Regions from separate parts of the Homo sapiens genome. Here region 2 is linked to region 1. Evidence: chromatin loops called from intact Hi-C (ENCODE). Cell type or tissue: psoas muscle. All regions are shown on one strand. Links, peaks and the distances in the headings refer to the core of each region. The heading gives the core; the rest is flanking DNA.

Region 1 (10,297 bases), core at 2,528-5,027:
AGGCAAAGCTTGGTGGCTCATGCATGTAATGCCAGCACTTTGGGAGGCCAAGGCAGGCAGGTCACTTGAGTCCAGGAGTTCGAGACCAGCCTGGGTGACATGGTGAAACCCATCTCTACAAAAAAAAAAAAAATTAGCTGGTTGTAGTAGTGCGCGCCAGTAGTCCCAGCTACTCGGGAGGCTGATACAGGAAGGTTGCTTGAGCCCGGGAGGCAGAGGTTGCAGTGAGCTGAGATTGCACCATTAAGCTCCAGCCTGGGTGACAGAACAAGACTCCGTCTCCAAAAAAAGAAAAGAAATTATGCTTGGGCTTGACATGATGACGCTCTCACTAAACATTTGAATGCATAGACATGCTGAATGCTGTGCTAGGAGCCAGGACTACAGAGGTGGGGCGAAAGGAGATCTTTGTTCCCAAGGAATGCACAGCCAGGTGGGTGAGACAGATGTGGACACAGATGAGTGCCATTTAGTGTAATAAGTGCTGTAATAGACAGTACAAGAGGTGCTGCGGGGATGAAAAGGAAGGTCATCAACACGATGGGGAGGTTGAGAAAGCCTTCCCAGGGAAGGTGACACTCACACTAAGTTGTGGAGGAAAAGGGCATTTCCGGCAGAGAGAACAGCCTGTGTAGAGGCATGGGGGAGCGTTTTTAGTATGTGGAGAAGATGACCGGCACAGCGGTATGCTTTACAAGGCTGGCATTAGGGTACAGGGCTAATAGCTGACTTACAGTTGAACCATGATATGTCAGACTCAGCCTCTTACTCCACTGCAGTTTAGGACAGGAAATGACCTTAGAATAATGATCTGAATCTGTATGTTTGAATTCATAAAGGCATAGAGTACCATTCAGAGAAGATAATCATAAACCACAACGGCACTTGTCACTTCTAGTTAATATACTTGCTTCAGTGGTGTACCTATAACCATGCAAATGATGTTAGGTGGAATTAGAAAGTGGTGACTCATTTAAGCTTATCTGTAGGAGCAGAGAGTGTAAAGGAAGTGACTTCTAGATCACCTGAGGTGAGTGCTGATACCATCTCAAATGGATCAGACACTGAACCAGTGAAAGAGAGGAAATCAGAAAAGAGGACTACCCAGAAGGGCCTCTGGTATATGTTCTGGGAAAGACAGTTCCTACAGCTTGAAGGTCTTTACATATCTCCAAGTCTCCAAGTGGTTCACTGAGCTAACATTAATCTAATTTAATTCTCAACCAGATTTGAAAAAGGGAGATTAATTGGATAAAAATGTAGCCCATTTTCCTTCATTTACTCCTATTTGTTTTCAATGTCTCTTTCCTTTTCTGTCTCCTCCTATCCATTTTTCTCTCCCTGTTACTCTTAAGTAGTGTCTCCTTTCCCCATCCACCCCATCTCTAGCCATCTTCCATTCTATTTCCGCTAAGTTGCTTTCAGTTGCAGGATGTCCATACCTTGTTGGCTAAACTAATGTTTCTCAGCTTTGCATATTCAGAGCTTGATATTTTTCAAATGGGAAGAAGTGATTATGCTCTGGTAGTGCTGATTACACTCACAAGATGTTAATTGACTTACGGTAATGCCGATTTCTGCAAGTTCTGTGTATGTATTTGATCTACATAACAAAGGGCTAAGGAGCTAAGTGATGATAGGGAGAATGGTAGTAATGAATGCAGTTTAGTTTAAGATGTTTGGAAGAGAAAGGACAGAGAAAAATGGAAGCAGGACGAGGTTGAGAAGGCAACACCTTTAAGTAAGATAGAAAATCAGGCTGGGTGCAGTGGCTCATGCCTGTAATCCCAGCACTTTGGGAAGCCAGAGTAAGAGGATCACTTGAGGCCAGGAGTTCGAGACCAGCTTGAGCAACATAGTGAGACCCCCATCTCTACAAAAAATGTTTTAAACATCAACTGAGCATGATGGCACATGCCTGTAGTCCTAGCTACTCAAAAGGCTGAGGCAGGAGGATTGCATGAGCCCAGGAGTTGGAGGCTGCGGTGAGCTAGGATTGCATCACTACACTCCAGCCTGAGAGACAGAGTGACACCCTGTCTCAAAAAAAAAAAAAAAAAGAAAGAAAAATCTATAATCTATTAAAAGATATACAGGAAGCACCCAGCGGAGAAAGAAAAATGGAAGTTGCTTGAATAGAGATGGTAGCAGATTTGATGGGGCAAGGCCACCAGATTCCTCCCATGGGCACAGGTAGACTATATTCATTGGAAGTTCCTTGTAGTATCTCAACAGAGTAAGAAGTCGTCATGGGTTCTCATCTTGGATACCTTGAGCTCAAAATGAGTTTATGCTACTTTGTTTTGTCATGGCACCCACTAGAATGGTTTGCACATAGTAGGTGTAAACAGTCGAGATAAAGTCACAGGATTGAAAGATGATACTGATTATACCTTTAAACTTCTTACCAGGTAACACTATCTGTGGTTTATGACAAGGGAACATGTTTATTAATCCTCTTGTGAATAGTACAGTTACATTGAATTTTTTTCCTAAAGGTGTTGATTTATTAAATGTGTACATTGAAAATATGCCAGGTTTTTTTTTTTTTTTTTTGAGACAGAGTTTCGCTCTTGTTGCCCAGGCTGGAGTACAATGGCACCATCTCGGCTCGTCGCAACCTCCGCCTCCTGGGTTCAAGTGATTCTCCTGCCTCAGCCTCCCGAGTAGCTGGGATCACAGGCGTGTGCCACCACGCCCGGCTAATTTTGTATTTTTAGTAGAGACAGGATTTCTCCATGTTGGTCAGGCTGGTCTCAAACTCCTGACCTCAGGTGATCCGCAGCCTCCCAAAGTGCTGGGATTACAGGCGTGAGCCACCCTGCCTGGCCCAGAATTTTCATAATGGTGTTTTGGCATGTCTTTATTTAAAAAAATATATATACATATCTCGAGCCTCAAAAACTGGAAGTGGACCAGGCTTTCTAACCTGGAGACCCCCTGGTCAGCATATCAAGAGAAATGTCTTGGGTACTTGCTGGGTACAAGATTCTGATGTGGAGGAAGGCAATCCAAAGTAAAAGATGAAACAGCTGCTCTCTGAGGAGCTAAATGTCTTTCTCCTGTGAAAATCCTGCTGATGGTGTCTCATGCTCAGTAATATCCTTTTCCTGAGGAGAGGTTTTACTCAGATGTTATCTCTGTAGACCTTCTAAATAAAGACTTTCCTGTTAGATGTACCATGGACAACAGATTTTAAGTTAATATTTCACCATCTACTCTTTAGTCAATTTTGTCAACCTTCTTTTTACTATACAAGTTTTATATTTTTACACCAATATGTTTAAAATTTACAGTGTTTTATCTTGCATTTTGGCTCAATTGCCTTAAACAAAAGGCCACAATACTTACTGATTCCAGCTTAAACCATGCAGGTGGGTCTGTGGACTGCTCCAGAAAGAGGAGATCTTTTTATGCCCCATACCCCAGTATGTAGCCAAAAGGCTCAGAGGGGAAAATACTACTTTTACAACACCAAAAAACAAAAACAAAACATAAACGGTAAAAAAGGCTCTTGGTAGAAATCACAAAGAGAAGAAGAATGAATGAAGATGTAAAAGACATCACATTTCAAGCCAGTAAGGGATGGTTTGAAAACTTTAAAAAGGGGGCCCTCTACCTGTCCTCCAAAACTTGTGACTCAATGTGCTTTAGCACAATGTGCTTTAGCACAATGTGACACAATGTGCTTTAGCACATTGTGGCGCCAGCCTGCGCTTCCTGAACTGGCCAGAGCCGGGACTCAACCGATGCAGCACGTTAGCTTTGGAAGCAGACAGTCTCTAGACTGACTGACTGTACTGAAAAATGTGTATTTCATGTCATTTTCTCTTGCTTTGCTTTAACCTCCTATTTTTCAGACCTTGGGCTTATCATTCAGGGTGCTTTTCAGAAAGGTAACTGGAGGCTGGAGAGGGGCCCCTACTTCACCTCCGTCTGGAGAGGCGTGATGCTGTTGGATACCCTGTCGCTGGCAACCCACCTGCCCAGTACTTGAATCTTGAAATTCTGACACATTGAATCTGGAAACATTGCCATATCCTTTAGTTTTTCTTTTCTCTGTGGCTTTGGACTTTGACCTTCTCATTTTTATGTTCATGCCACCATCCTGAATCTAAATCATCCTTGGTCTATTTCTGGGTTATTTAAATAGCTCTCTAGTCAGTTGTCTTGTTTCTAGTTTCTCCCCAGAAAACATTTCCTACGTACTATTTTCTTTTCCTTTCTTTAGCAACCTGTCCTTACTGTGTGAAATCCAAACACCTTTGTTCCAGCCAAGTTCGTTTACTGCTCCCATTTATCAACTGTCATTTCTTTCTTTTGAATCTTTGCGTTCTGTACAATCTTTTCTCTGTTTTCCATATTATTTTCTCTCTTTTTGTCCCCATGCTCTATAAAGGTTTGACTTATGTAAAATTTTCTCCCTGCTTCTGGCTGCCAATTCATTGTCCCCCTTACTCTCAAAAAGCCTTCTCGAAACTTTGTCTTCCTGAAAGCCTTTCTTAAGTAACGCCTCCTTCATTTGGATATAGTTTGTTCTTACTGATATGATTGTGATGATAATGAATTACGTAGACTTTGCTAATTGCATTCATTAGTTCTAATGGCATTTTTATAGATTTCGATGTTTTTTTAAACAAATATATCATTTACAAAGAAAGACAAATTTACTTTCCAGTCTTTGAGTTCTAATTCATACCTTAATGTCCTGGCTAGTACTTCGAGTACCATGCTGAACAGAAGTGATACGAGTGGGCATTCTTGCTTTTCTCCTGTGTCTTAGGGAGAAAGTATTTAGTCTTGTATCACTAACTGTGGTATGATCTGTGCGTTTTCATAGTTGCACTTTATCAGGTTCCAGAATTTCTCTTTTAATCCTAGTTTACTGAGAGTTTTTAATCAGGAATGGAGATTGTTTCATTGGATGTGCTTTTTAAAATATATTAAAATATGTTTTTTCTTTTTTAGTCTGTTAACATGGTAAATTATTTTGACTGACTTTTGAACATTAAACAACCCTGGATTCCTGGGATAAGCCCCATTGGTCATGATAGAGTTTGGTTTTTTTTTTTTTTTTTTTTCCCCCCGAGACGGAGTCTCGCTCTGTTGCCAGGCTGGAGTGCACTGGTGCAGTCTCGGCTCACTGCAACCTCCGCCTCCCAGGTTCAAGCGATTCTCCTGCCTCAGCCTCCTGAGTAGCTGGTACTACAGGCACACACCACCATTGCCTAGCTAAGTTTTGTATTTTTAGTAGAGATGGGACGGGGTTTCACTGTGTTGGCCAGGCTGGTCTCAAACTCCTGGCCTCGTGTGATCCACCCGCCTCGACCTCCCAAAAGTGCTGGGATTTCAGGCGTGAGGCACTGTGCCCGGCCATCATTTTTTTTTTCTTTTTTTTTTTTTTTAATTTAGCAAAAAAAGTTTTAACATAAAAAATGCACATGACTTTTTTTTTTATTATTTTTATTATTTTTTTATTTTTTTGACAAAAAGTCTCACTCTGTTGCCCAGGCTAAAGTGCAGTGGCACGATCTCCACTCACTGCAACCTTCACTTCCTGAGTTCAGGTGTGTGCCACCACACCCGGCTAATTTTTATAAATTTATTAGCGACAGGGTTTCGCCATGTTGGCCCACCTTAGTCTTCCAAAGTGCTAGGATTACGGGCATGAGCCACCATGCCCAGCCAACCTATGGATTATTTAGAAGTGTTATTTGATTTCCAAATACTTGGAAGTTTCTACATATCTTTCTGTTATTGATTTCTACTTTAATTTTATTGTACCAAAGAATAGACTTTGTGTTTCTAGGGTCCCCAAGACTATCCCTAGGTTCAGTGATTACTTAGGAGAACACACAGGGCCCAGCATATAGTCATACTCATGACTAAGATTTATTTCAGTGAAAAAATACAGTGCAAAATTAAAAGGGAAAAGGTGCTGGTAGAAGCCAGGTGCCCAGGTGCAAGCTTCCAAAAGTCTTTTCCCAGTAGAACATACAGGACACACTTAATTCCCCCAGGAACAAGTTGTAACAATATGTGTGAAGTGTTGTCTACTAGGAAAGCTTGCCTGAGCCTAGGAATCCAGGCTTTTTATCAGGAGTTAGTTTGGTACCTAGCATGAACCAAAATTTCAGGCTCCCAGTAGGAAAACAGGTGTTCTGCATGAACCGCATGGTAGGTAGAGTTTAGACACAGTAAACCACCCTTATCAATTAGAGAATGGTGGAAACAATCCTGAAATTTAGATTCCCAGATGCCACCCAAGAGCCAACCTTTTTGCAAGCCGACTTTTCCAAGGATAGTAGCCTCTGGTTATGCTGTTTGAATTCTTTTTGGTACACTTTGTATAACTGAATCCTTTAAAATGTATTGAGATTTGTTTTATGGTACAGAATATGGTCTATCTAGGTAAATATTATTTGTGCATTTGAAAGGAACGTATGTCCGCTGTTGTTGGATTTATTATTATTATTTGAGACGGAGTTTTGCTCTTGTTGCTCGGGCTGGAGTGCAATGGTGTGATCTTGGCTCACTGCAACCTCCGTCTTCCAGGTTCAAGCGATTCTCCAGCCTTGGCCTCTTGAGTAGCTGGGATTATAGGCATGCGCCACCACGTCTGCCTAATTTTTTTTTTTTTGTATTTTTAGTAGCGACAGGGTTTCACCATGTTGGCCAGGCTGGTCTCGAACTCCTGACCTCAGGTGATCCACCTGCCTCGGCCTTCCAAAGTGCTAGGATTGCAGGTGTGAGCCACTGTGCCTGGCCTGGATTTAATATTTTATAAATGTCAATTAGGTCCAGATGGTTGGTAGTATCTTTACTAGTTTGCTGTTACTTGCTCATATATTATTTATTTTTCTTCTTTTTCTGCCTTCCTTTTCCCTATTTTTAAATTTCATTTTATCTTCTTTTTTGGTTAATTAGCTGTATTTCTTTGTGTATTATTTTAGTGATTTATAACATGCATCTTTTACATACCACAATCTATCTTCAAATAGTATAGTATCACTTTCGTTATAAGAACTTTACAATTAGGCTGGGCACGGTGGCTCACACCTGTAATCCCAGCACTTTGGGAGGCCAAGGTGGGTGGATCATCTGACGTCAGGAGTTCGAGACCAGCCTAGCCAACATGGTGAAACCTTGTCTCTACTAAAAATACAAAAATTAGCTGGGCGTGGTGGTGGGCGCCTGTAATCCAAGCTACATGGGAGGCTGAGGCAGGAGAATCGCTTGAATCTGGGAGGCGGAGGTTGCAGTGATCTGAGATTGTGCCATTACGCTCCAGCCTGGGCAACACAGCGAGACTCTGTCTCAAAAATAAAAAGAAAACTTTACAACTATATGTCTCCATTTCAGCCCTCCCAGGTTTTGTATTATTGTTATGCATTTTACTTATACGTATGTTATAAATCCCACAATATGTTATTTTTTAAATTTTACTTTATTTATTTATTTTTTGAGATAGAGTCTCACTCTGTTGCCCAGGCTGGAGTGCAGTGGCGTGATCTGGGCTCACTGCAACCTCTGCCTTCTGGGTTTAGGCAGTTCTCCTGCCTTAGCCTCCTGAGTAGCTGGGATTACAGACGTCCACCACCATGCCCAGCTGCCCAGCTGATTTTTGTATTTTTACTTGAAATGGGGTTTCACCATGTTGGCCAGGCTGGTCTCAAACTCCTGACCTCAGGTGATCTGCCCATCTCGGCCTCCCAAAGTCCTGTGATTACAGGTGTGAGCCACTGCCCCTGGCCATATATTATTATTTTTGTTTTAAATTAACCATTTGACGAACAACCAGACTATTTTCAAAAAGGGCTGCACCATTTTACAATCCTACCAGCAGTATATGAGGGTTCCAGTTTCTCCAGATCCTTTTCATTGTCTGGCACTTTTATTGTCAGCTATCCTACTGGGTAGGAAATGGTATTTTCATTTGCGTTTGCCTGAACGCTAATGATTTTGAGCACGTTTTCATGCACTTATTGGCTATTTGTATATTATTGTTGGAGAAATATCTATTCAGATCCTTTGCCCATTTTTAAATTGGGTTACTTGTCTTATTGTTCAATTATAATATTTCTTTATATATCTAGATATAAATCCCTTTTTAGACACGTTTTGTGAAATTTTCTCCTAATCTGCAGGTTGATGCACTAAACTTTTAATTTTGATAAAGTTCAGTTTATCTTTTTTTTTTCTTTTGCTATTTTTGCTTTTGGCATATCTATGTAGACTTTGCTTAACCTAAGGTCACAATGATCTAATTCTATATTTTCTTCTAAGATTGTTATAGTTTTAACTCTTACATTTACATCTCTGATCTATTTTGAGTAAATTTTTGTGTATGGTGTAGGGGAGGAGTCCAACTTAATTCTTTTGCATGGGGATATATAGTTTTTCCAGCCCCATTTGTTGAAAAGACTATTCTTTTAATTCATTTAATTATCTTGGCAACTTTCTTGTGAAATTGGCTGTAATTGAGGGTTTATTTGTAGATTCTCAATTCTATTCCATTGATCTATATGTCTGTCTTTATGCCATTACCACAATACACTGATTATTGTAGTTTTGTATTACGTTTTGAGATTAGGGAGTTTGAGTCCTCCAACTTTGTTCTTTTTCAAAATTGTTTTGGCCCTTCTGGATCCCTTGAATTTCCACATGAATTTTAGGATCAGCTTCTCCATTTCTACAAGGAAGTCAGTTGAGATTGTGATAGAAATGTGCTGAACTTACAGATCAATTTGGCAAATACTGCCATTTAAACAAAATGTTGCTCTATGAACATTTGCTGCTTTTCCATTTATTCAGATCATTTTTAATTTATTTCGACGTTTTATGGTTTTCAGCGTATAAGTGTTGCACTTCTTTTGTTAAATTTATTCCTAAGAGTTTATTCTTTTTGATGTTAGGTTTTTTTCTTTTTTCTTTTTCTTTTTTTCTTTTTTTTCGTTTTTGTTTTTGAGACAGGGTCTCACTCTGTCACCCAGGCTGGAGTGCAGTGGCACGATCACAGCTTACTGCAGCCTTGACCTCTTGGGCTCAAGTGATCTTTCTGCTTCAACCTCCTGAGTAACCAGGACCAGAGTTGCACGGCACCATGCCTGCCTAATTTTTTAATTTTTTGTAGAGACAGGGTTTTGCTATGTTGCCTAGGTTGGTCTCGAACTCCTGGGCTCGAGTGATCCTCCCGCCTCAGCCTCCCAAAGTGCTGTGATTACAGGCCTGAGCCACTGCACCCAGCCCAATGTTAGTTTACATATAATTGTTTTCACAATTTTATTTTTGGTTTATTCACTGCTAATATGTAGAAATACAATGGATTTTAATACATTAATCTTGTATCCTGAAAACTTGCTGAACTCATTTATTAGTTGTGATAGTTTTTCATTGGATTCCTTAGGATTTTCTTTATACAGGATCATGTCATCTGCAAATAGGGATAGTTTAAATTCTTCCTTTTAAGTCTAGATGCTCTTTGTTTCATTTTCTGCCTAATTGTCCTCCAGTACAATGTTGGCCAAAAGTGGCAAGCCTGGATATTTATCTTGTTTTTGGTCTCAGGGGGACCACTATGATCTTCAGTCATTTGCCACTAAGTATGATGTTAGCTGATTTTTTTTTTTTTAAGATGGCCTTTATCGGGTTAAGGAAGTTCCTTTTTACTCCTAGTTTTGGGTGCATTTTTATTAAGAAAGGGTATTGAATTTTGTTAAATGCTTTTGCTGCTTCTATTGAGATGATCATCTAGTTTTTGTTATTTATTCTACTGATGTGGTATATTACATTGATTTTTGTATATTAAGCTAACTTTGCATTCCTGGGATAAATCCCACATGGTGATGGTGTATAATCCTTTTTTTTTTTTTTTTCTTTTTGAGACAGGGTCTCACTCTGTCGCCAGGTGGAAGTGTAGTGGCACGATCTCGGCTCACTGCAACCTCTGGCTCCTGGGTTCAAGCAATTCTCCTGCCTCAGCCTCCCGAGTAGCTGGGATTATAGGCATGTGCCACCACACCCGACTAATTTTTGTATTTTTAGTAGAGACAGGGTTTCACCATGTTGGCCAGGCTGGTCTTGAACTCCTGACCTCAGGTGATCTGCCCACCTCGGCCTTCCAAAGTGCTGGGATTACAGGCGTGAGCCACTGCACCTAGCCTATAATCCTTTTTTATAGATTGCTATATTTAACTTGCTAGTATATTTTGTTAAGGATTTTCACATCTATGTTCATAAGAGATAATGGTCTATAGCATTGTTTTTGTATGTGTGTGTTTTTTCTTGTGTCTTTTTC
Region 2 (10,297 bases), core at 3,896-6,395, 220 kb after region 1:
AATTAAGGACTTATTCCAGTCTTCAAATTAAAGATCTTTGTTTAGAATGGGATACTGATGTCCCACTTCCTCAAACATTAAAGCCTCTTGGATTTCTCTCTGCTTTCCTTTCTCCTTTCCTCACATTTTTTCCTTCTGTCTTTTCAAAACCACTACGTATAAATTCTTTGCCTCTTTAGTATCTAATACATTTCAAGTGTGTAGTTCTAATACATTTTAGATTTCCATGGCTATATGTGAATTTTTCTTCTTTCACCATAATTCTAATATTCAAAAATGTTATAAAAAATTTTCCCCCTTTTCATGTTCTGTTCGTCTCTGCTTCACCCCAAGCAAGCTAGACAGTTGTCCTTTATCATACCTCGTATTTATAGTGTCCATTGTATATAAAGTACATACTGAATGGAGGATAAAACCAGGGCTACAGTAAACCATGTTCATTAAGAGGAACAGATTTATCTTAATTGAGATGTGAAATTTCTTGCCAGGAATGTTGTGATAAGTTCTTTTCAGTTTTGAAATTCCTGTCCAACTTTGTGCAAGGGAAAAAGCATTGATCCATAAATCAGGAGGCCTTGATTCTATGGTTTGTTAACTTTCTGTGTATCATTGAAGCTTTATGGATTTTAGTTTCCTGCTCTCTAAAAAATGAGTAATAATATTTGTCTTGCCATGGAGATGGAGTAGATAAAATTACAAAGACACGTAAATGCTGCATCTGCAAGGAATTATTATTCTGATGATTGTTTTATATAGCTGTTGCAAAGAGTTAATTCATTCTTTCCTTAAAGATTCCAAATCTATGCAAGACGGCTGGGGGGAGAGTGACGGGCCAGTCACAGGAGCTCGCCATCCCAGCTGGGAAGAGGAGGAGGATGGAGGAGTCTGGAACACCACTGGCTCTCAGGGCAGTGCTTCCTCCCACAACTCAGCAAGCTGGGGACAAGGAGGAAAGAAACAAATGAAGGTAGCCTGCTTAGAAATGTTCGCACTTGCTCATTCGCTCTGAGAAGGCAGAACTGAGGTTTTGTTTTGTTTGTTTTTGTTTTGAGACAAGTTCTCCCTCTGTCACCCAGACTGGAGTGCAGTGGGACAGTCACGACTCGCTGAGCAACCTCCTGGGCTCAAGCAGTCCTCCCACCTCAGCCTTCTTAGTAGCCGGAACTATCACCATGCCTGGCTAAATTTTGTATTTTTTAATAGAGACAGGGTTTCGCCCTGTTGCCAGGATGGTCTCAAACTCCTGGGCTCAATCCTCCTGCCTTGTCCTTCCAAAGTGCTGGGATTACAGGTGGGAGCTACCATGCCTAGCCAGAACTGAGGATTTTTAAATGAAAGGTGTGAGGCAACTGGGGTCCTCAAGGTCCTAAGTAAGGGGAAAAATATTTTCTTGGAAACAAATAACTACTTCCCTTTTACCCTTCGTCTTGCTTTCCCATGACCTTGAAACCTTGAACTATAAAACTGTTGCTGTGGGTAAAATGAAGTTTTCAAAGATACGAGATATTTTTCATTTTTAGTTTCCACATTATAATAATCTTTTGGAGGCTCTCAAGGCATACTTTATAAATGCTTTTGCATTCTAAAGCCAGAGAAGTCCTTCCAGTAAATCCCCATAGATATGTAGGAGGGAATCCAGAGGAAGATAATGCTGGCTTCTCCCGCGGCAATCAGCACGTCTTGATTTTATCTGATTTGGGAAATTCCAAGACCCAGAACCCTTCTCCCGACAAATGAAATACCAGTGAGTACTTGTGTGCTATAGCAGCTAAATGATTAATGATATCTCTTTTTTTTTTTTTTTTGAGACGGAGTCTTGCTCTGTCGCCCAGGCTGGACTGCAGTGGTGCAGTCTCAGCTCACTGCAAGCTCTGCCTCCCAGGTTCACACCATTCTCCTGCCTCAGCCTCCCGAGTAGCTGGGACTACAGGCAGCTGCCACCACGCCCGGCTAATTTTTTGTATTTTTAGTAGAGATGGGGTTTCACCATGTTAGCCAGGATGGTCTCGATCTCCTGACCTCGTGATCCCGTCCACCTCGGCCTCCCAAAGTGCTGGGATTACAGGCGTGAGCCTCTGCGCCCAGCCTAGCAGCTAGATGATTTCTCTACATCATGTACCAGGTTGTGTACTAAACTTTTCACCTTCTGTGTGAAAGTCCTCATCACAGTTTGATGAGGACTTTGGTTTTCAATCTAGAACAGTAGTCTTTGAGCCTGAACCAGTGTCTTCGCAGACCCTCTCTTTTTTCAATTCCAGATTTTCGTTTGACAAATAAAATAGTGGAAATACGAAATGGGCATCCAATACTTAACTTCAACATGAGAGTCTTGGCACCCTATGAAACGGTTCACAGCTAATATTCTCCCACGTTTCAAATACCAGATGCCATCTTAGAGGCCTTCCCATGTCTGAGGATTGGGCCTTCATCCCCTTTGCCCTTTGCCTATAGGACACTAATTTTGTAGATGACTCTTTCTTTTATAGCATAAGAATACAGTCTGTTTCTGTTTAGAGATGTTTTGCTTAAGCAGTCACTTACGGGTTTTCTTCTATTAAGAGCTTTTATTTCTTCAGTCACAGAAGGAATTATTCAGCAAACTTTTCAGCATTCCTTGCACTCTTAGGTTGTCTAGTGTGATTTTGGCTTTCTTTTGGTTATTTACAAATTAACAATGAGACTAAATTAACTGATTGAAAGGGACTAATAAATACCTCTCTAGGTTGACAACCAAGATTTAATTAAGTTAATTGGGAATTGACTCTTTCAGCCCCAGTACCAGTGATTCTGACTTTATATACCGAGGGCGTTTTTTTTAAAAATTGTGATAAAATACATATAACATATAATTTACCATAGCGTACATTTTTAAGTGTACAGTTCAGTGGCAATAAGTATATTCACATACTTATGTTGCCATTTACCACCATCTATCCGCAGAACTCTTTCTATCTTACAAAACTGAACTCTGTACCTATTAAACAGTAACTCCCCATTCCCCCCTCCCTCTAGTGAGGGCTTTTTTGACCTTAAAACCTGTACTAGCTGGCTGCGGTGGCTCATGCCTGTAATCCCAACACTTTGGGAGGCTGAGGCAGGTGAATCACCTGAGGTCAAGAGTTCAAGACCAGCCTGGCCAACATGGCAAAACCCCGTCTCTACTAAACCTACAAAAATTAGCTGGGTGTGGTGGCAGGCAGCTGCAATCCCAGCTACTTGGGAGGATGAGGCAGGAGAATTGCTTGAACCCAGGAGGTAGAGGTTGCAGTGAGCCGAGATCGCGCCATTGCACTCCAGCCTGGGTGACAAGAGCGAAACTCAGTCTCAAAAAAAAAAACCGCCCCCCACACACACACCAAAAAAACCTGTACTAAACTTAAGTACTTCGTCACTTTCAAGGATAATAAAATTGATTTGATGACTACCATCACGGGCTGGGCACGGTGGCTCACACCTGTAATCCCAGCACTTTGGGAGACCGAGGCAAGCGGATCACGAGGTGAGGAGATGGAGACCATCCTGGCTAGCATGGTTAAACCCCATCTCTACTAAAAATACAAAAAATTAACCGGGCATGGTGGCGGGTGCCTGTAGTCCCAGCTACTCGGGAGGCTGAGGCAGGAGAATGGCGTGAGCCCGGGAGGCAAAGCTTGCAGTGAGTTGGGATGGCACCACTGCACTCTAGCCTGGGTGACAGAGAAAAAAAAAAAAAAAGATAGCTATCATCACAACATAGAGAATTTTCACCTGTGAAATACACAACTGCACAAAGCCCCAGCCCACCCAGTCCTCTTCATAGTTCCCCCTGCTTCCCTCACAGAAGTGAAAGTGGAGCTCATGGTCAGTGCCTTGTTCAGGGGAGAAACTAGTTTGTCCCATTAAAAAATTAAAACCTACCTCTGCCCTACTTTGCCCAGGAGATCAGCAATGGTGTCTTCCACTAGGTCTCTTTACCACCAGGACCAATGTCTTTTATGCTGTGAAACAAACAGAGGAAGCACTATGAGTTCCTTATAATGCCCAGTTTAAATAGGCTCCTTTCCAAATGACACGCACTGACATCAAACTGTTTTCTCCTAACATAAACCAGTTTGGGTTACGAGGAGAGCAGCCTAATGAAAGTGAAAGTAGTCGTGTGCAAAACTTCTATTTTAGAAAATCATATCAGACTTCTTTCTATTTGAAAAGCAAAAGTACCAGCTGAGCATGTATTTTTCCAGTTACTTCTGGTTCAGTGTGGTGAATTTTATAAAAATGAAAACATAGATATAACTAGGGCTTATTAATCATTTAAACTAACATAAAATATCAACATAATTTTAGTTAAAGAGAAATAGGACTTAAAAAGGTAAACTCAAGTCTACATTTTCAGTCTGTATTAATAAAACTCAGGAGGCTGAAATAAATTATTTGGTTCTGAGGTTCCGTGTTTCATTTCTGTAGTGCTCACTCAAAGGAGGAAACAATGATTCATGGATGAATCCTCTTGCCAAACAGTTTTCAAATATGGGATTGCTGGTAAGTTTTATTTTTTTCAAATGTATAACGTATCCCAACTTTTAGGTTTAATATTAATACCAATTTTAAGACAACTGCCACATATAGTACAAAATTAAAGATTTAAAAACTAGTTAAGCAATGTTCTTGACCTTTTGAGTTAAGTAATATTTCTCTTCTATTCTTATTAATGACATACTCCAACATTTAAAGGTTATGGCTTTTAAATGTGTAGTCATTTTGTCCTTTTCCTTAGGAGGATAGAGAAGAAAGAGGCATTAAAAATTTATACAATTGTTTCCAACCGCATTACTGTACTAGTTTTCATATTATGATTTTTTAAAAAGGCAACGATAACGAAACTAGAAAAACTATACTGGGACTAATTACATAGGGAATTCTTGTAGAATTTCTGATTTCTTTATCTCTCGGCAACGTTGTGGGGACACCCTGTCCCTGGTTGCCAAAAGACAAATGACTTGACTTGGCTGCACAGTTGAAGGTTTGATGACTTGACAAGTCACGAGAAGAAGTTGTCATTATTTGGCGGTCACTCATGGAATTTGATCCTGGGCTGACTAGAACTTAAGGACGGGGGTTTATTTCTTCAGGCAGCTGTTTATCTATTGCTCTCTTTGTAGACTTATTGAGACTAATTGTATGTGAAAACTGAATTGTAGGAATATAGGCCCAAACAGCAATCAAGCTAGCATATTAAAAATGTTAATGTCTTCAGTACCATCAAGTTCATTTCAGAGAACCTTCTATGGTGCCAGTAGTAAGACGTGGCTCTCAGGTGAATAATGCCACTTCTTTGATTCAAAGATGTGCATCCTTAATTCTCTCTCATCTGTTCTTTATTTTCCAGAGTCAGACTGAAGATAATCCAAGCAGCAAAATGGATTTGTCTGTAGGTGTGTATCACTCCGCTGAAAAGAATGGAGTATATCAGTGTTACAGTGTCCTTTTGGCATCTCCTGCCCAATTTGATTAGGGATAGGTGCAGTTCAGTAGACATTGATTGAGCACTTACTCTTTGTAAGGTACTGTGCTAGACACTGGGCAGGGATAGAAAACTCACATGACTACAGGAGTCAGCAAAGAATGTAAATAAGTGATGTGTGCCGGGTATAAGAACCTGGGACGAGGCCGGGCATGGTGGCTCATGCCTGTAATCCCAGCACTTTGGGAGACCGAGGTGGGTGGATTACGAGGTCAAGAGATCGAGACCATCCTGGCCTACATGGTGAAACCCCATCTCTACTAAAAATACAAAAATTAGCTGGGCATGGTGTGGCGCACCTGTAGTCCCAGCAACTCTGGAGGCTGAGGCAGGAGAATGGCGTGAACCCAGGAGGCAGAGGTTGCACTGAGCCGAGATTGTGCCACTGCACTCCAGCCTGGCAACATAGCGAGACTCAGTCTCAAAAAAAAAAAAAAAAAACCTGGGACGAGGTGGCCACAGGTTAACTGTGGAGCGTCCACCTAGAAGAATCAGCCTTGCATTGCTCCTAGCAGTTGCTGCTCTGGAGGAATCCAGGCTGAGCTATGACAAGTCTTTCAGCAGAGGCCAGAAATTCAGATATATACTGGCATTATGATTTTTGTATTTATTTATTGATTTTTTGAGACGGAGTCTTGCTCTGTCACCCTGGCTGGAGTGCAGCAGCTTGATCTCTGCTCACTGCAACCTCTGCCTCCCAGGTTCAAGCGATTTTTCCCGCCTGAGTCTCCTGAGTAGCTGGGATCACAGGCGTGTGCCGCCACGCACAGCTAATTTTTGTATTTTTAGTAGGGACGGGATTTCGCCATTTTGGCCAGGCTGGTCTCGAACTCCTGACCTCCAGTGATCCACCTTCCTCGCCTTCCCAAAGTGCTGGGATTGCAGGTGTGAACCACTGTGCCCAGCCCTGATTTTTATATGTCAGAACTAATTCGGGTCTCTTAAAATGCTCTATGGGGCCAAACAAATTGTGTGCCAGATGTGGCCCTCAAGTTGCCAGTCCTGTCTGTACCAGGATGCTTCGTTATTGACAAACTCTCACATTGCAACTGGAGTGGAAACGGTGTTAGCCACTAGTCTGTGGGGTTTTCATAGTAATGCTCTTGATCACCCTGAGGAACTTGAAAAGAATCAAACTAAGAAGAAATGAAAATAATTCTGGGTAGTAAAGGAAGTAGGTAGTCTTTGATCTATGATATTTCTAAATATGAGAATAATTAAAACATAAGTTTCCTGGGGCAGCACTGGTTATATCAGCAGACGACAGCACATTTATAGAGTTGTGAAAGAAAAGTGGTATAGTTATGGCACCTGGGAAATTGCACCGTGTAGGTAATGTGGACACATCTTCTGTGTTCAGCTCTTAAGTTCTAAATTTTAGGGCAACCACTGTGCCTCTTTGATCTTTTTATTCCTTGTAACTATGTTTCACCCAGACCATTTATCTAGATGATGCTAAAATAGCAAAAACAGACAACTTCTCTCCCTGAGGACATTTGAATTTATGAGCAAGATGTGTTCATCAGACACATCAGTATCCAGTCTAAATGTTTTCTTAGCGAGATTTTTGCCAGGTTATCCCTAAGGCTCTTTCAGTCTTCCATGGAAAACAAACTACAACAGATACATGTTTTGTTTTGTTTTTTAAAATAAATAAATAAATAAAAAGGACCCATGTGTGTTCCAGGGACAAACACCAGCAGCCTGGACCAATGAGAGTTTGTCTCGTCTTATCCCCAGAAATAGAAATATTAATAGCTTATACCCAGCACCCCCATGAGGATAGTGGGGCAGGTCACTCTTGGTTCATGGGGGAAACATTGATTCTGGAAATTTTCACTCTGTGTATGCTACTTTTCAGGAAGCCTTTCAGATAAAAAATTTGATGTGGACAAGCGAGCGATGAATCTCGGGGATTTTAATGATATCATGAGGAAGGATCGATCTGGGTTCCGTCCACCTAATTCCAAAGACATGGGAACCACAGATAGTGGGCCTTATTTTGAGAAGGTGAGTTGAATCCTTTGTTTAAGATAATAATTCATGAGAACCGCTTTGGTTCCCATTTGTCTTTTGATAACTGATTCTAGAGGAAGCATAGAATTACTGAACTAGATGAGCAAAACACAAACATCACCTGCATTAACGTGGTGACCTGAAAACCATTGATGTCAACAGGTGATCAGGCAAGAGCAAGAACCATCTGTCTTTAGCATGTGTGTATTAGAAAATCTGAGTTTTGAGAAATTCATGAAGTGTGGAAATTTTAGAGATAAACTTACTCTGCATTCTTTTTTCCGCTGCTGTGCAGCTACAAAATAAATTTTGGGATTTTGTGCAAATATTCCATGTCTCCTAAGGCCTTGCCTTCTTCTAGTTTTGAGATAACTCTGTTGTTATCTTTCCCCAGTTCCTAGCGATCTGTGTTTAGTTACAATGGTATACTTTTCAAATTCTCATCTACCTAATTTAACCAAGCAGTTTCTACCTATTGGTTTTGATGTTTAACATTTCTAATGGTGGGAATTATATCTTGATCCAGAATACCAATTTGCTGTGTTCCTGATCTTCAGAAAGCAGTTAAAACCAAAATTTTTAAATCTGGCACGTTTTGACACTGTTGTTGCTGGTCCAGACAGCAACATATTCACAAGATTGGCCTGGCTTCTGTTTCAGCAGCCACATTGCTAGAGTAATCAATATTAGATGCGTAAAAATAAAGTGTCTGGCAATTTTTATTGTAATGCAATGGACAGAACGTGTTACTAACTTAGAGGAAAAGAAAAATCTATATCAAAGAAGATGACAGATGGTGTCTGTTGGGCCAAGTGTAAAGATTATTATCAGATCCAAATTCCATCCTTGGTTATTGCTAATACACTCTAACTTTGTTTATTGCTAGTGTTTCTCTCTTTTCCCTTCTTGCATTCTGTTGCTTCACTAACCAACACTCGTTGTGATTGGCTAACTCCTACTACTTTTCAGCTGACTTTGCCTTTCTCCAATCAAGATGGGTGCCTTGGGGATGAGGCTCCCTGCTCTCCCTTCTCCCCTTCTCCCAGCTACAAGCTGTCTCCCTCTGGTTCCACACTACCCAACGTCAGCCTTGGAGCAATCGGCACAGGGCTCAACCCCCAAAACTTCGCTGCTAGACAAGTAAGGAGGCCTCTCAAATTTATAACTGCTTGGCTATGGCCTCGCCTTGGTCCTGGTCTGCAGTTTATTGCATCATTTGTCTGTCTTGGGAAATTTGTTGATTACTGAATGCACAGAATGATATTAAGTGTAGGTTCTAGATCTTTCAGCCCATAGAACCCATCTCTCTTCATGTTTTTCAACACGGATTTTATTTTAAACCTGTATTTTTTTTTTTGTCTCCTCATTTTTGATCATAAGTTCATATTTAATAAGTAATAACTGACTAAGGAAAATGTTAAAGAGGCTACGTAAGTACCTTAGACAATCTAACTTAATGCATTTGCCATTTTAAACATTAGATTGGATATGTAATACTTTGGAGATCTTTTCAATTTAATAAACCTGCTAATTTAAAAATAGGAAAACTAGTATGATTAAGTATTTGTGGGTTATGGCATCTTGAAATCTAGTGTCTTTAAGTGTAAAATATAGTAATTACCCGGAGAAGGGTAACTTTAAATAGTAAACGGTGAAGCTTTGGGAAGAATGGGTATTGCTGAGACACAGCAGTGTTTCATTGCACCTGGGGTTGGATCTGGCAACCCTCCAGGGAAGGGCTGTGCAGTAGAAACAAGACAGGCAGGCCTGGGAGGATCATGCCTCCTCACCTTGCCAGGCCTGAGGGTGCACAGCATGACCCTGCCTGCCTTCCCACAATAGCTCTGTTGTAGTTTTTGTGGAGAAAACCAGGACTTTGGAGTCACAATTCCTTTGCAACAATAACCCCAGCAGTGATAGCCATACTTCTGTGACCACTTACTTGTCACTGTGACCTTCACCTCAGGACGTTGTGGGAGGACGTTAATTATACAACTTGTAATTATTAGTTGCATCCACATGATGCATACATGATGATGTTCTGTCTCCATATGATAACTTCCACATACACGTTACAGGGTGATGTGAAGCAATACCTCTGACACCAGTTAAGTTGCACATAGGTCTCTTATATGCTTTCTAATTGCTGCCTTAGCACATTTTAAAAAATGGATTATACTATATCCATGTGTTCAGTTGGTTATTTCTGGATTGGGAGTTACAACTGATTTTTTATTTTCTTCCTTTATATTTCATCATTTTCCTTACTGCTTCCACAGAGGACATGGATATATACTGTTTATATAAATGGAAGAAATTATTATATTGATGTTTTGGGGGTTCTTTTATTTTGAATCGAGGTATAGAAAACATGAAATAGGCATAACATTCACAGTTAATGGTGATTGTAAATGTGGTGGATCACATGATTATCAAATGCTGTTAGTACATAAATTAGTATAGTAGACCAGCCAAACTAGCCGAGCATTAGGCTCTAAAAAAAGGTCATTCTTCTTATTTTTTTTGATCTGTAGATTGCTACAAAGTCCATTGTTAACCAGGTTTGTGGACATATTCTATCTAAATATGGACATGGTTTTTAAAGACTATTTTCTTACAGAATTATTTTAATATACTTCATATTAATAAAATTTAAGATTTCGATTTTCCAAATCACAGATTTTGGTTAGCTTGGTAATTTTGTTTTTAATTTGTATGCTTTTTTGAGTTAAACAGTATAGTTGAAGCAAATACCACCAGACTCAGGTAATTGTAAAAGCC

Evidence for each region. Hi-C counts contacts between places; a loop is a spot of excess contacts. Peaks named below come from ENCODE experiments on the same cell type or tissue, not always from the same donor. Only the 100,000 strongest peaks of a DNase experiment are listed, where the experiment ranks them.
Region 2: a loop joins it to region 1, with 2.3 times the contacts of the local background. A loop is called at or near these places in 23 of 110 quality-filtered maps.

The regions. Positions count from the first base shown.
Region 1 is chr22:40,054,755-40,065,051 of GRCh38, forward strand. It overlaps a transcript of TNRC6B not described here. Among named protein-coding and RNA genes, the nearest start is that of TNRC6B-DT, 15 kb to the left of the region's middle. In psoas muscle, for the core only: no CTCF peak of the experiment used is centred there; a DNase peak (open chromatin) is centred at 3,727.
Region 2 is chr22:40,272,634-40,282,930 of GRCh38, forward strand. It overlaps TNRC6B (trinucleotide repeat containing adaptor 6B), which reads left to right. Exons shown (of 23, transcript NM_001162501.2): 7 at 792-967; 8 at 4,444-4,518; 9 at 5,366-5,411; 10 at 7,362-7,510; 11 at 8,486-8,656. It overlaps LOC124905121 (a long non-coding RNA gene), which reads right to left and starts at 4,200. Exons shown (of 2, transcript XR_007068107.1): 1 at 3,898-4,200. In psoas muscle, for the core only: no CTCF peak of the experiment used is centred there; a DNase peak (open chromatin) is centred at 4,967; H3K4me3 peaks cover 1,728 bases; H3K27ac peaks cover 2,245 bases.